Regions from separate parts of the Homo sapiens genome. Here region 2 is linked to region 1. The links are chromatin loops, found by intact Hi-C in ENCODE. Cell type or tissue: PC-9. All regions are shown on one strand. Links, peaks and the distances in the headings refer to the core of each region. The heading gives the core; the rest is flanking DNA.

Region 1 (8,341 bases), core at 322-8,321:
AGTGAGCCAAGATTGTGCCATTGCACTCCAGCCTGGGTGACAGAGCGAGACTCCGTCTAAAAAAACAAAAAACAAACAAAACTAGAAGAGCACTGCAGGACTGTGAGGCTGTAGTGGTAGAATTTAAGTTTTTTCTAAGCTAGAACAAAAATCAATTCCATTTAATTTTCACTTTAATACTAGAGCTCCCAGTTTTTACTAAGAAGGTGTGCATCTTCTGTAATAAAGGCTTTTGGCAGTACTCACAGACTGCCCTGGCTCCAGTTCAAATGCTTCACCAGGGACAAGTGTAAGATGATCTGGCTGCAGAGCCTCGACTCATGAGCTGGATTCGCTTCTTCCAATGCAGCCGACACTGTTTTTCTGCCTACCATTTCCTGCTTCCGAGGGCAGAAACATCTACATGATGCATGGAGTTGATCTTTCCCCTTTCATGCTGGGATATACAATTAGGCATTAGTGGGTTTTTCATTACAAGTAATTTTGGCCACCCCCAAAAATATCCAGGTGGGTAGCTGCTGACAGAACAAATGGTTCCACCTACTTCAACAAGGGCTATCATATGATGATCCATAAGCCATGATTTTAACTAGAGCGAACCTGAAACTAAGGGAGAATATATCATTAATAGCTGTGGACCAGTGAGCCACCTTGAGCACAACTGCCAATTCTACAGTTCAGGCTATTTCTCTAGGCATTTATCAACTGGTGTTATGTAGTTAAAATCAGTAAAATACTACATGTTACATTACATTCTTTTTCTCCCAGCTTTACAAAGGTATAACCTACACCTGAAGTACACCTACCACCTCAATTAAGATAAAATTTCCATCACCCCAAAAAGTTTTCTCTTAACCCACTGCAGTCAGTTCTCTTTCCTGAGGTCCTGCCGACCACCTGCTTTTGACTTTTTTAGACTCTCAGGTAAATAGAATTAAATAGAGTCTTTTGTGTCTCTTGCTTTCACTTAGCATACTGTTTTGAAATTCATTCATGTTGTTTTGAGGATCAGTAGTTCATTCCTTCTTATTGCTGAGAAGTATTTCATAGTATGGATATACTGCAATTTGTAACTACTATAAGTAACACTGTGAACACTTGCATAAAAATCTTTGGCCATATGGGTAAACCTAGGAATAGAATGGCTAGATGGTAGGTGTATGTTTCAAGAGACTGCCAAGCTGTTTTCTAAAGTCACAATGTAACATTTTACATTGTGACTCACCAGCAGTGCATGAAAGTTCCACTTGCTCCAGTCTCAGCAGTATTTGATTTATGAATCTTAAATTTTAGCCATTTTAATGGGTATGCAGTTTGTCATTGTGAATTTTAGTTGCATTTCCCTGATGACTAACGATGTTGAGGATCTTTTCAAGTGCTCATTCATATGTCATCTTTTGGGAAATGTTTGCTCAACTCTTGCACATTTTTAAAAAACAGTTGTTTTATTTTTACTATTAAGTTTTATTATTAAGTTTTAAGAAATCTTTATGCATGCTGGATACAAGTCCTTTTGGCATGCATTATTTTTAGAGGGCATATTTCATTTTTAAAATGTTGTAAGGATCTGCTTATAACAGAGCTGTGAAGGGTCAGCTGGAAGTGTGTGTGTTCACAAATCTTACAGAGTTAGACACTGCTGCCCCAATTCAAGGTTGTAATATGGTCAGGTTTTCTCCTAGTAGTAGACTCAGCAAAAGATCCATAAACATAATTCTTATTTCACTATCTTTGTTAGCTACTTCTTCTTTTTTTTTTTTGTAGACAGAATCTCACTCTGTCACCCAGGCTGGAGGGCAGTGGCACAATCTGGGATCACTGCAACGTCCACCTCCTGGTTCAAGAGATTTTCCTGACTCAGCCTCCCAGGTAGCTGGGACTGCAGGCCCACACCACCATGCCTGGCTAATTTTTATATTTTTAGTGGAGATGGCATTTCACCATGTTGGTCAGGCTGATCTCGAACTATTGGCCTCAAGTGATCTGCCCACCTCAGCCTCCCAAAGTGCTAGGATTACAGGCATGAGCCACAGCGCACCCAGCCTTTGTTAGCTATTTCTACTGGGACTTTAAAGTATTATATTTTATCATATTTCTTATTACTTCAATAGTACCTGGGAACTTGTCTCAAACATGAGACCCAGCTTTTTTCCAGAGATGGTACCTACTGGAGAATTCTAGATTGAAGTAAGAAAGGAAATTAGGATATAAAACAAGGAGGATTGGCTGAAGCTTAGCTTCAGAAAAAGAGAGGTCTAATATCTCCCTGGGACAATAGAGAAACTAGTAGCTCAATTAAGTATTTAAAACCATGATTTTATAACTGACTGATTACAGTAACATGTATGGCCTATGGCAAAAATAAGCTTCTCATTGTTTCCTAATGTTCATACTGCATTGATATCAATACTTGTCCATTTTAACTCTTACAGCAGAACAGATCTTTGTTGCATGTACTCTATCTTAGAGTATCACAGATAGAGTAAAAAATACCTATGCACCCTCACATATTTTGAATCCTTGTATTACAGATTTTTCTTTCACTTTAAACTGACCTCAGAAGCTATAATTGTTGGACCATAATTGATTCTTAAACGTTTTCTAAAAATATTGTTATTTTAGTGTTTCTCAATGATGAATACATGTCAAATGTAGAAAATCAAAGCTAAACCCCTCAGTTATCTCGAACTCATGCAACATGAATTCTCATCGATTATCTTGTTTTATCAATAAGGAAAGAAATGGGATCTTGTTATGCAGGAGTAATCCGTTCCAATGTGATGTTCTGATGTCTGAGGAGCACGTCTGCCTTTCAGAACAGATCCTGCACTCTGCTAGTGCATTTCTCCAGCACTCCACGGGGCTTTTACCCAACAATGCAGCTTCACACACAGACACCACACTGGTATATGGCACAAGCTGGCCTAATATGCAGGGAAAGGATGGTCTCTACCCACACAGCCAGACAGTGCTTTCTACTTTATTAAACATCAAAGCCCAAATAGATGTTCCCTGTGGAGGAGGACTTAAGGACACTAGGGGAGGAGAAAGGGACACCTGGGAAGAGAATCACACCACAGAGACCAATCTTCACAAAAAGGGTCCAACATTGATTTCTAGGGAGGAGCAGGGCATGGTCAGCTCAAATTTGGTGATAACGTCAGGATGAAGGACCCCAAGCTTCCCGACGCTTTGACCCCTGGCAAAGATCTCTGCACATCGCCCGGGGAAGAAAGCAGGCCCTGAAAAAGAGAAAGTAAGAGAAAAATCAATGTTTCTTCTGGCAAAACATCAATAGACATTTAACACTAAAAGCCCACTAGTCTACTTTAAAAATAACTATTCTTTAAATCACTGGCTATGAAAAGAGAACGCTTCCTCATACTTTCTAGTATTTAAAAGAAGGATTTGCTATCAAGAAACTCTTGCAAGGAAAAAATCCGGGGCAAATATGAAAATAAGGGCCCTGTATTTTTGGTAACAGGGACCCGAGCAGGAAGGATGAAATCATGGAGGCTGCTGAAGGTCCACAGTCAGAAGTCCTAGGGGAACTCTGCCTGCACTTGGAACTGGTCCTAAAAAGGCCAAAAGGAAAAAAATGAAACATAAAACTGATGAACTTAATGGGAAGAACCTGTTTTCAAACAGGTTTTTCCATAGCAACGCTCACTGGATAAGACATCGACACTGAATTCATTTGCTCTGTACAACTCTTCCTCACTCTTTCTCACCTTATTACATAAAGAAACTGGAGCCGCCGTGTCATAGGCCGGCTACTGGGGGAACCACACCTCTGATGACAGGCCATGCTACCAGAAGGCAACCCACATTCCCATCTGAAAAGAGCTTTCTAAGCAGTTCTGAAGCATCTACTGTAAAACCACAGCAAAGGCCAGCCTAACACAAGTCTGGGTTGATGCCTCATTTACTTCAAGACAGGCAGAAAGTTCTCTTTATCTGGGTGCCAATGCACTGATACAGCTTACCAAGGCAGTAACAGTTCTTGAGATTTACAGAGCTAAAAATGAACATATGGGCCCACTCCATATTCATGAAATTACCAGTGCCACAGTAAATTATCAGTGTTCTGTACTCTTCTGAAGTTTACAAATATGCTGACTCACTGCTCTCACCACCAACTTGAAAAGGGATCAGGCCTGCAGCTCCTGACAGATTCAACAGAAACATTTACTGGCATAAACTATAAACACCCATGCAGAGCTGGGCCACAGTGTCCAGCCTGCCACTTCAGAGTGAGTGCATTATTGATGAAAGAGTAAACTGCTGAGTCTCTACTAATGGTTCCAAGGTCAGCATGCTTAGGAAATACAGAATCAGGTTGGAGGGGAGGGGAACCGGCTACTGTCAAGTTAGTACCACAGAGACAAAGGACAATTACATATATTTCTTGACCAGCAGAGAAGGATCTTTGTTTATATTTCTGGGGAAAGAGCTGGAAAATATTCTAAATTGTCATTCTTAAGTAAACCCAAAGCAACAGAGGTGAAATATTAAGGTGGCCTCTTTTTCACATCTCTCCAAACTAAACAATTCTGCCTCACTGTCTTTTAAAGCAAGAATTTCAGTGACTGCATTTAACTATCTGGCTCTGCACACTAATCCACACTTGGGGTGAGGGATAGGGAGGGAAACCAAATAAAACAATGCAGAAACCAAACCCAACTAATATTATAGAGCCTTAGTTTCATATTAATATGAATATTCACATTCATATGAATATTACTAAATCTGATAAAGATGGCACATTTTAATTCTATCAAAATAAATGTCTAACTTAAAAGACAAAACTCTCCTCCCCTCGACTCCCCAAAGGAGAAGAAAAATCTTCAAATGACATGTAAGTGAAGATTATATAAGGTGTTGATGGTAAGCAATATAATCAAGAACTGCAGAACTGGAAGGACTGCTGGGAATTATTTATCCCAGCACCCCAGCACCCCTATACAGAGCTAGACTTGAATACAACCACACTACCTGAAAAAAGACACCAGCTTGCTGTGGTTTTTATGAACTTTTATCTTATTAATAGATTCAACGGGTACGTGTTCAAGTTTGTTACCTGGGTATATTGTGTGATGCTGATGTTTGACACCAGTCTATTTTTAAGGGACACTCAGAAAGGCAATGTTCAGGATCTTCCCTGATAACTTTACTGTGTTTAAGAATCCTCATTGTACCAAAATCCATCCTTTCATCTATCTTCAATTCCAATTTGATTGGTTTCATTTTTACAAGCATAAAACCAAACTATTTTGGAATCTAAGCCAGATGTGCTAGTTCTAACAATGTTAGCAAAATAAAGCCTAAGAGATAAGAGCTTAGAATTTTTACTTCATAAAACAACTTTTCGAATCAGCACTTTTTTTTTTAGCAAAATTCAGTTATATTCTTCTTCAGTTGCCAGATCTACCTCTCTCCAGAAGTTGGGATCAAACTTTGCTTTAGCTCATTAATCAGTTAGGTACTTGATCAGACAAAAAATATTTGTGTCACTAAGTATAATTTTCCCTCTTTCCAAAGAAAAGCAAAAAAGAACTAAAATTCATACTATGCTTTATTTAAAACATATCCAAGCATATGAGTATTCTACATAACATAAATATCAAAAGCTCTCACCTGTCACCTGGACACATAGACCCATCCAGGCCACTGCAGCATCTCAAACTGCTCTGGGGTCAGAAGGCCTTCACAGCGGTCCAATGGAGCTGACAGCACATACAGGAGCCTGCTGCCCTCTTGTCCAATACTAATCATCCTCCCCTACCAACTCACACGTAAAAAGGAAGCATGCTGCCCTATCATCCAATACAAATTATCCTTCCCTACCAACCCACATGTAAAAATGAAGCCCAGTCATAAGATTCCTGTATAAACTCGACTTTGCTGAAACTGCACACTTTATATCTGACCTTGTGAAAAATGAAAAAATGGCAAGTTAAAATTGTCATCACAGGTTAAACACTTCTTGTGATTTTCTTATCGACTCCTCTTTTCAGCAAGGTTAAGGTTCTGTCCTCCTCATACACAAATTAAGTGGTACGCACATAAAAGCTCCTTCAAGTTGTCTATTGGTACAACAGAGAGAACCTAAAAAATGTGCCACTTGACAGATATTACATGTAAACTAGAAATACTGAAGGAAAATATAACGTTACTAAAACAGAAGTATTTCTTAGTGCTTTTGAAAACCTTTAAGGTTCAAACCAAACTTTGCAGGCAGAAGGGAATTGCTTCAAAGGATAGAAGAGAGAATAACTACTTCACTAAGAAAACAAGGGAGATATAGCTGACCTGGGCAACCATTAGGCCCTAGAGTTCAAAGATGAGAGCATCTCTCTCCACTGTTGGCAGAAAGGGGGTAGTTGAGCACAATAACTCCGGTAGATTAATGTGATCATAGTGCTCTAGCTAGGACTAATGTGCCGTAAAGCAGAGTATTTCCAGAAATAAAAACAGTCACATCGAAATGGAACAAAATATGAGTCTAGGCTTGTGAAAAATCAGACCTGGGTGGTAGCCAAAGGCTAACCTTATAGCATCAACAAACAAAAACATATTTTTAGAGAAAGAGCAGCATGCTGTGTCTAGAAACATAAAGTTGCCATTTCAAAGAAAATGACATTGCTTTGTGAAATGGGAATTCTAAAATTCAAATTCTATAAAGTACATTAGTTTTCTCTTACTGATGTTTCAAGATGTGTAGTATTACAATTTTCAATCTAAGCCCAAAATGCTCCCCAGCAAAAAGCCTCCGAGCCCGCTTTTCTACCTACTTCCTTATACTGGTTAAACTCTCAGCTTTGCTGCTATCACAGTAAACGGCTTCCAACATAAAACAGATGTGGGGGAAATAGTGTTCTCTGTTGAAATACATGTGAAAGTCTGGACAAAAGAAACATCAGGTAAGCACAAAAAAGAATTCAATTTCCAAAACTTAGTGGGGTGTTAGTAAGTCCCTTAATTAAAGCCTTTGTAGCATCTCCTAGAGGTCTGTAATTGTCTCTGTGCTCAGACGGCAGGACCACTCTGAGGACCTTGGGGGTAATTCCTGGGCCTGTAATCCAGCACAGCACCCAGGCTTTAGCACATTTTCTGGCTAATTGACCATCAAAGAGTTTGTAAGCTCCCTCTCTTGCTCATTGCTAAACACTTTTCACAGTTTCTTTTTGCCTCATCTTTTTTTTTTTTTTTAAAGAGAAATATTATAGGCCCAAAGTTTGGATAAGCTTTACACGTAGAGTCATTCCTATAATTTTAGGGAGCATCAGAAGTAGAAGCTTAAGGAGGTAACTGAGCAGACCCCCTAATCTGAAAACATCAGAAGGTGTTATCAAGCACCTTCTTAATCAGGGTCTTAATTCCTGATCTTCATCCCCCTGCCACTGGCTATATTCGACTCAATCATTTGGTATTTTATTTAGCCCATCTGTAAAAAGTCATCTACTCATACAATTTTATTTTTCCTTTTTTTTTTACATTACTAATACATGATGTGAGGCTCGAACCCACATATTGTACTGCTTGCAATCTGATACTTAACCACCCAAAATTTCTGCAATAAAGAGATAAGAACAAAATATAAAGGGGGGGGCAGGGAACACTGGAAAAGGAATGTCCTTATGTCACATATGTCATAGCAAACAACAGAAACTATCATCATGAGTTTTAACTATACATAAGTCTCCAACTTCAGGGATGAACTAAAAAAATACAAAATTATATAGATATTGTAAGCCACTGGGCCAACTGAATGTACTGTAAATATGTTCTAAGTGAGTAATTATGTACTATGGAGTGAAGGGAGGAATAATCATTTCACAGGCTGATTCGGGGGCTGGCATCTACCCAAGCCCTTCTCCTCCCAGAAAAGGGGAATAAAACATCTCCAGTGTTCCATACTGGGGTGAAATTGACAGGGTGGGTGACAAGGCAAAGTGTGGAATGAGACTGGAACCATAATTTCCTACAGAGGAGGAACTTCCTCCTGGTTTCCCACTAGTTTTCTGAGAATGCAGTAACAGGAATTGTAGGACTCTGCTGCCAGCTCATCAACATCACCTTCCTTTTCTAAACAATGTTGATTTAAAGGAAGAGACAGCATATAGAGGCTATAAAATGAAACACACACTTATCCCACGTGAGCATGGTGTCATTCTTAAAGGTGGCTGTTCTCGAAGTTTTAGAACCAGCAGTTTTTTGAGGGCACCGATGGACTACAACAAGGGGAGAGAACTCAAGGGGGAAAACGGTACAATGTAGGTAAGACATTAGAGCTTATAAAAGGAAAGAAAAAGGTTTAGGAATATGAGGAGGAAAAAAA
Region 2 (8,341 bases), core at 334-8,333, 55 kb before region 1:
AACTTTTAAAATAAGTATATGTTGTAACATGTCTACACTAGGCTATTTATTTCATAGGATAGTAGGAGCCTTGAACCTGCTTTACTATTTATGAAGCAGTATCACTATGAATGTGCCAATGATGGTAGCTGGGACACAGATATGCAGTGTTGAAGTCTCAAATACAATAATCAGCATTTCCCTTGATGATAACCTGATTTCTCCAAATGATGAACAATTCTTTTTTTAAAAAATGTTTAATTTTAAAATAAAATAGAGATGGAGTCTCACTATGTAGCCTAGGCTGGTCTCAAATTCCTGTCCTCAAGTGATCCTCCTGCCTCTGCCTCCCACAGTGCTGGGATTACAGGCATGAGCCACTCACTACACCTGGCTAGTTCTTGATAAAGTTCCAAATAAACCAAAGTTCATTTTTCTCTCAGTCTACACAGTAGTTATGGCCTTGGAAACTTCAGTGTACGTTCATAACCTGCAAGAAAATATTTAGTGTTTACTTGTAAAAGAGAGTTAGGCTCTCAACTCAGAGGATTACAGATGGATTTTTCATCTACATGAATGTCTGGCAGAACACTTAAGAGTCATGTTAGACACAAAAACTGGTTTTCATAGAGTGGCACTGTCCTGTGCATTGAAAGGCATGTTGCATCCCTGGCCTCCTCCCTCTAAATGCCAATAGTGACTGCAATCACTGCACTGACCAGAATGTCCCCCAGGAGAGCATCCATCCCTGCTGAGGACCAGGGGCTGAGCCCTTCTCAACTTCAAAACCACTTCCACATGCCTGATCACCTCTGAGTCCATATTCCATCCATTTCTTTCTCCTCTCTTCCATATGTAATTTCTCCCTGTTGTTATTCTTTGTACATTCATCAACCCATTCAGCATTCTTTCATTAAAAAAAAAAAAAAGAAACCACATTCTTCAAATCTCTCTTCTGCCCTACTGCTGACTTACATCATACTGCATCTGTTACCTGGATTTTGCAATATTATCTTAACTGATGTCCTTCCTTCAAGTCTTGATGTCCTCATCCCCACTCTACTCTTGGTATCAAAGGGTGCCATCAGACATGCAGATCAGGTCAGGCCAGGCCTCTGCCCAGGATCTCCCAGTAGGCTAAAGATCCATTCTACAACATGGTGCCTCATCACCAGGTCCTCCCCAAACATCTGCTTCTCACATTTCAGAAAAATATTGAACCACTTTTTTTTTCTTTTTCTGGGATGGAGTCTCGCTCTGTCACCCAGGCTGGAGCGCAGTGGCATGATCTTGGCTCATTGCAACCTCCGCCTCCCGGGTTCAAGCGATTCTGCTGCCTCAGCCTCCTGAGTAGCTGGGACTACAGGCACCCACCACCACACCCAGCTAATTTTTGTATTTTTAGTAGAGACGGGGTTTCACCATATTGGTCAGGCTGGTCTCAAACTACCGACCTCAGATGATCCACCTGCCTTGGCCTCCCAAAGTGCTGGGATTACAGGCGTGAGCCACCGTGCCCAGCCTGAACATATTTAACAGCTTTATCAAGGTATAATTCACGTACTATACAATTCACCCATTTAAAGCATGTAATTCAATAATTTTTAGTGTAGTCACAGAGTTCACACATGTTTAAAATATACAAGTTGAGGGTTGAGCGTGGTGGCTCATGCCTATATTCCCAGCACTTTGGGAGGCCAAGGCAGGCGGATCACCTGAGGTCAGGAGTTCAAGGCCAGCCTGGCCAGCCTGGCCAACATGGTGAAACCCCATCTCTACTAAAAATACAAAAAGTATCCAGGTGTGGTAGCGCGTGACTGTAGTCCCAGCTATTTGGGAGGCTGAGGCATAAGAATTGCTTGAACCTGGGAGGCGGAGGTTGCAGTGAGCCAAGATTATGCCACTGCACTCTAGCCCAGGCAACAGAGCGAGACTCAGTCTCAAAAAAATAAAAATATATACAAGTTCACACATTTTAACATAGGTACCTATCCCTGAAATCATTACCACAATCAAGATGATATTTATCACCCCCTAAAGTTTTCTTATGCCCATTTGTAATTTCTTTTCCCCTCCCTAGCAACCACTTACTTGCTTTCTGTCATTATAAAGTAGTTTACATTTCCAAGAATTTTACGTAAACAAATCATGTAGTATGTACTGTTTACTTTGTCATTTGTCTTGGTCTGGCTTCTCTTCATTCAGCATAATTATTTTGAGATTCATCCACGTTGTAAGCATATGTCAATAGTTTATTCATTTTTGTTGCTGAGTAGTATTCAGTTGTGTGATTATACCACAATTTGTGTACTTACCTGTTAATGGTAAATTGGGTTGTTTCCAGTTTGGGGCTATTATAAAAAAGAGCTGTTATGAACATTCATATATGAGTATTTGGTCATATTGCTTTTGTTTCTCCTGGGCAAATACCTAAGAGTGGGATGGCTGGATCATATGATAAGTATATGTTAAGAAACTTATATATGTTAAGAAACTTATCATATAAGTATACAGGTAGACTTTTTAAGAAACTACCAAACTATTTTCCAAAGTGGTGGTACCATTTTTGTTTCCTCCAGAGGCATATGAGAGGTTCAGGTGCTCCACGTCCTCACCAACACTTGATGTGTCAGTCTTGTGAATTTTGGGGAACACACTTAGACCATAGCAGTAGGTCCCCAATAAATATTTGTTTAATAAAAATATAAATACTGACTATTATAGTAATTTATATTGGTCACTTTCTACGTGCCAGGTACTATACTAAGTGTTTTGCATACATTTTCTCATTTAATTCTCCTAACAAATCTAGGAGATGAGCACTATTTTATTTTCATTTAGGAAATGAGAAACTTAGCCCTTCTAGTGGATGTGTAGCAGTGTGCCTCACAGTTTAAACTCTAGTGGTCCTAACCTCCTAGGAGCTCCCACTACCTATTATCCAGCATCACTTCCCCAAGCCTTTCCTCTGGCTGTTCTTGCAACCTGGATGCTTCTTTACCCATCCCTTAGTTAAACCATCTTCCTTTTGATACAGACAGAAGACAGGGAAATACTGGGTAGAAGAGGGTGGTCCCCTGGCAAAGGCCCCACCCTCCAGCCTGGAAACCCACTGCCCTAAATAGGAACAGGCATTCCTGTTTTCTCACCCCCCTATCCTGTACCCATATAAACCCCAAATCCCAGACTCCACAGGCAGAAAAACAGAAGAGCAGAAGAGCAGCAGAATGGCACAGCAGAGAAGGGGAGGAGAGGAAGAACATCTGAACATCGAGAGGAGTTCCGCTGGGGACAGTCGGAGAGGAGATCGGCTGCTGGATAACCAAACTCCAGGGGAAGATCATTTTCCCACCACATCCCCCTTCCAACTCCCCATCCATTCCACAGAGAGCCACCTTCACCACTCAATAAAACCCCTGTATTCACCATCCTTCAAGGCCCTGTGACCTGATCCTTCCTGGACACTGGACAAGAACCCAGGTGCCAAGATGGCACTGAGCTGGTTAACACTTAAGCTGTCTGTGATGGCAGAGCTAAAAGAGCACTGTAGCATGCCCACTGGGGCTTTGAGAGTTGCAGACACACATCCCTAGACTCCTAACGTGGGGCCAGAGCCCCAAAAGCATTTGCCCAGGCTCCCTGCACCCTGCCCGTCTGTGTGCTTCCCCTCCTATAAGGGGTTTGAGCAGCAGCTGCAGCCAAACAGACGAGCCACACCCCTGTTGCACGTCCTGTGAAGGGGGTCAGGGAACTCTCCTATTTCACTTTAACCAGCCCCAGGTTCTCTGGCCATCCAGGTTGAACCAGAGTTTTCTGTATATGTACACATACTCATAGAATTCTGTGGATTGTTTTTCAAAGCCTTTTCACATTATCCTCTGAAATCTTCTTATTGTGTCACCATTTTCCCTACTCAAGGATGGGGACCTAATACAAGGCTTGGCTCATCATAGCATCATTGTCACAAATGGCAATGCCAGAAACAGGATACAACCTTCTGAGAGTGATACTTTTCCTCTGCAACTTGAAAAATGTAGCTCTATTTTCTCCTGTTTAAAGAGAGCTGTGATCACAGTCATTGTTATTTGAAAATTATTAATGAGACATAATATGCAGCCGTAGTATTTTTAAATAAAATGAATGATTTTCCTAATTCCACAAAACATTCTTCAAACATAGAAGGTGAAATATAAATGAAGACAAAGGAACTCATGAACCTCAAAGAAATTTAACTTTATCTGAAGGAGAGTCACCCAATCATTATTTTTATGATTCTAAGGTTTCCTGTTTCTGATGATTTTAAGTATTTTTTTACCCTTATCCTCTCTGTTAGGATGTGAGGATTTTAAGTATTTTTGAGGGAACTAGCATTAGTAGTTATGCCTGTGATATTTTGTTTATGTTGGTGAGTGAGGAAGAAGTAGGACTGAGAAGTATATTTCAAGCAGCTTCTGAGAAATTCCCAGTAGTCGGTAATACCTGCCAGTTTTTCAACTCCCCAGATAATGGTCAGTTAGTTGTGGTTTTTACAGGTTCACAGGAGGGAGGCAGAAACATAAAAAGAGTGAGCTGATTTCCAGGAGAGTAGTTCCTGGTGGTTAAGTGGATGGTAAAGAAGTTAAGTTTCAAAGTCTGATTCGAAATTGCAGCTATGGAATTCAGAGTAATTGTCGCTGAGGCTTTATAGCCTGTGGATTTGGCCTGCTGTGCACAGGGAGTGGTTCTTGGTTTTTAGCCCAGAGCAAAGTGGCAGTGAAGCACAAACACATATGCAACACCTTCTCAGGGGGTTACTGGGTTTGCTGGAATTATGCACGGAATTAACCGGCAACTCAAGGAGTTGAAAGAAAGCACAAGAATGTGGGAACTCCTACAGCAATCCAGCTGACTAATCAAAATTATTTTGAAATAGTTCTTCATAGTGGGCCAGCTGACTAACCAAAATTATTTTGAAATAGTTCTTCATAGCGGGTTTTGTTCCAAGCAAGGTAATGCCATCCATCACGAGCTAAATAAAACCCTGGTAAGGTCAACACAGTCCTGGTAAGATATGTTTTGTGATTAAAGCCCACAACAAAGTGATTTGTACAAGAGGACTATATAGTGCGGTGCTTCTTAAATTCCCCTGTGCACATGAATCACCTGGCAATCTTGTGAAAATAGAGATTCTAATTTAGTAGGTCTAAGGAGAATCCTGAGATGACTACATGTTAAAGCAGCTCCTGGGTGAGGCTGGTACAGCCAGTTCTCAGACAATGCTTTAAGTTGCAAAGGCAGGTACTTAAGTAAATATGTTGCTCTTGCATATTAGATTATGAAGTTGTCCTGTAAATTTCTTTGACAAAGTAAGTTAGTCTATTGTTAATAATCCTATTCACTCCTTCACAAAGTAAACAAGTCTGTTGTTAATAATCCTATTCACTTTTAGAGGGTATGGACATCCAATTCTTTTTTAAAAAAATCAACTTTCATTTTAGATATGGGGGATATATGCGCAGGTTTGTCCCAGAGGTATAGTGCACCCAGGTAGTGAGCATAATAAACAATAGTTTTTCAACCTACTCCCTCCCCGTCTAGTGGTCCACAGTGTCTGTTGTTCCCGTGTTTATGTCCTTGTGCGCTCAATGTTTAGCTCATAGTTATAAGTGAGAACATGTGGTATTTGGTTTTCTGTTCCTGAATTAATTTGCTTAGTATTTTGTCCTCCAGCTCCATCCATGTTGTTGCAAGAACATGATTTTGTTCTTTTTTATGGCTGTGTAGTATTCCATAGTGTACCTGTACCACATTTTCTTTATCCAGTCCACTATTGATGGGCACCTAGGTGGATTCCATGTCTTTGCTATTGTGAATACTGCTGCAATGAACAGATGAGCATATGTGTCTTTTTGGTAGAATGATCTATTTTCCTTTGGGTATATACTCAGTAATGGGATTACTGGGTGGAACAGTAGCTCTGATTTTAAGTTCTTTGAGAAATCTCCAAACTGCTTTCCACAGTGACTGAACTAATTTACATTCCCACCAGCAGTGTATAAGCATTTCCTTTTCCCCACAGCCTCACCAGCATCTTTTGTTTTTTGACTTTTTAATAATAGCGATTCTGACTGGTGTGAGGTGATATCTCATTGTGGTTTTTGACTTGTATTTCTCTGATGATTTGTGATGCTGAGCATTTTTTCATATCTTTTTTCAGTAGATATGAACGCTGGTATGTCTTCTTTTGAGAACATGTTCATGTACATCAAATTCTGATTTCTATCTTCTGCTTTGAAAAAAAGGAGGGAGAATATGTCTTCGTTAATGACCTCATGGAAAAATCATTTTTAAAAACTCCATATTAGGCCAGGCATGGCAGCTCACGTCTGTAATCCCAGCACTTTGGGAGGCCGAGGCCGGCAGATCTTCTGAGGTCAGGAGTTCAAGACCAGCTTGACCAACATGGTGAAACCCTGTCTCTACAAAAATATAAAAATCAGCCAGGTGTGGTGGCAGATGTCTGTAATCCCAGCTAGTCAGGAGTCTGACGCAAGAGAATTGCTTGAACCTGGGAGGCAGAGGTTGCAGTGTGCCGGGTGCAGTGTGCATTCCAGCCTGGGTGACAGAGTGAGACTCTGAAAAAAAAAAAAAAAAAAAAAAACCCTCCATATCGAGCCCTTTTTTTTTGAGACAGGGTCTTGCTCTGTTGCCCAGGCTGCAGTGCAGTGGCTCCAATCTGGACTTTGCTCACTGCAGCCTTGACTTCCTGGGCTCAAGCAATCCTCCCACCTCAGCCTCTCAAGTAGCTGGTACCACAGGCATACACCATCACACCTGACAAATTTTAAAATTTTTTGTAGAGACAGGGTCTCACCATCTTTCCCAGGCTTGCCTTGAATTCCTGGGCTCAAGCCGTCCTCCCGCCTTGGCCTCCCAAAGTGTTGGGATTATAGGCATTAGCCACTGCACCCAACCTGAGTCTTTATTTAAAGACTGAAAATACCCATGCCATTTATTTGACTGATGCTCCTGATTACTAAAGAAGTTACAGTAAATGCAGTATGTTGCCTTCATACAACAGTGGCATTCAAAAAGTATCTTACTAGCTGTTCGAGTAAGAACAGTCACTTTTGTGGTTAAAATTTGAAAACAAGTGCTGCCTGGTTTGAGTATTAGGTTATCTTTAGTGCAGGACCATCCTGGTTTGGAGGTAGCATCGTGTGGTAGTTTAAGCACAGACTTTGAAGTCAGACTTTCTAGATTCGAATCCCAGTTCTGCCACTTGCTGACTGTGTGCCTGTGGATGAGTGTGCAATGGTTTACTCATCTGTAAAATTGGTCTGCATTCTCCAGGTGTTACTAGATTGAGTAAAAATCTGCAAAGCTCCTAGAACAGTGTCCAACACATATATAAGCTACGTGTTTGTTAAATACAAGATTAAAATAAATAATATATGCATTAATGTCATATCTTAGTTGCTCAGTGGTCCTATGGAATCCAGAAAGTCTGTTTTCTTTTTACCAACTAAAATATCCTACAAGACTTTGCCAACAAGTAGCTGGTCAGAGAGAAAGGAGCCTTCAATCAACAACCTGAGAACCCCAAAATATATCCATGACATTTGGAAATGCATTCATTTTCCTTATTTGATTAGACTTACCTCAGTCCTTTGGTTTTGCAGTTGGTGATGTATATTGGCCAAGTGGCCAAGGATGTCTTGAAGTGGCCCCGTCCCTCCTCCCCTCCAGTTGTAAAACTGGAAAAGAGACTGATCGCTGAATATGGAATGCCATCCACCCACGCCATGGCGGCCACTGCCATTGCCTTCACCCTCCTTATCTCTACTATGGACAGATACCAGGTAAGGTGGCCTGGTTCTTCTTCCTACCCACCTACTGAGGCAGCAAATAGAGGCTGCACTTCTGAATTTTCTCTTAAAGCTGCTTTGAGGGACCTTAAGGTTTATGAAATAAAGATTAAGAGAAACTGAAACCTATTAAACAGATGACAATTGCATCATAAATAAAGTGACTATATAATTTAGCATTTAAATCAGGTTATGCCTGTGTGTGAACATCAGCACCATATTAATAATGACACCAGGACAACTAGCATAATATGGGCCATCCCAGGAGACCAGCATGTATTATCACCCTGGGCTGCCTGATGAGACAGTGCTTGAATTAGTGCTCTCATCCTCTGTTTGCAAGAGGAGTTTATGTCCTAGTAAATGATTCTCCAGGGCTGAGATGATTCCACCAAATCCCTCTGCCAGACTCCCCAGGGCCTGGGGCCGCAAAGAGTCTGTGCCTCAAATTAGCCTCTAAGGATGTCTCTGCCCTGGTTAAGGCTCAGCCACTAGAAATGATGGCTCAAAGTTTT

Evidence for each region. Hi-C counts contacts between places; a loop is a spot of excess contacts. Peaks named below come from ENCODE experiments on the same cell type or tissue, not always from the same donor. Only the 100,000 strongest peaks of a DNase experiment are listed, where the experiment ranks them.
Region 2: it touches region 1 in a loop (3-fold over the local background); 2 of 110 quality-filtered maps call a loop at or near these places.

Annotation. Positions count from the first base shown.
Region 1 is chr2:222,568,781-222,577,121 of GRCh38, forward strand. It overlaps FARSB (phenylalanyl-tRNA synthetase subunit beta), which reads right to left. Exons shown (of 17, transcript NM_005687.5): 17 at 1-3,242. The coding sequence ends at 3,091. Among named protein-coding and RNA genes, the nearest start is that of FARSB, 83 kb to the right of the region's middle. In PC-9, for the core only: no CTCF peak of the experiment used is centred there; a DNase peak (open chromatin) is centred at 3,681; H3K4me3 peaks cover 1,326 bases; H3K27ac peaks cover 4,291 bases.
Region 2 is chr2:222,514,127-222,522,467 of GRCh38, forward strand. SGPP2 (sphingosine-1-phosphate phosphatase 2) reads left to right here. Exons shown (of 5, transcript NM_152386.4): 3 at 7,641-7,820. Among named protein-coding and RNA genes, the nearest start is that of SGPP2, 94 kb to the left of the region's middle. RefSeq lists an enhancer at 4,325-4,917. In PC-9, for the core only: no CTCF peak of the experiment used is centred there; DNase peaks (open chromatin) are centred at 1,005, 4,945 and 5,085; H3K4me3 peaks cover 1,262 bases; H3K27ac peaks cover 2,654 bases.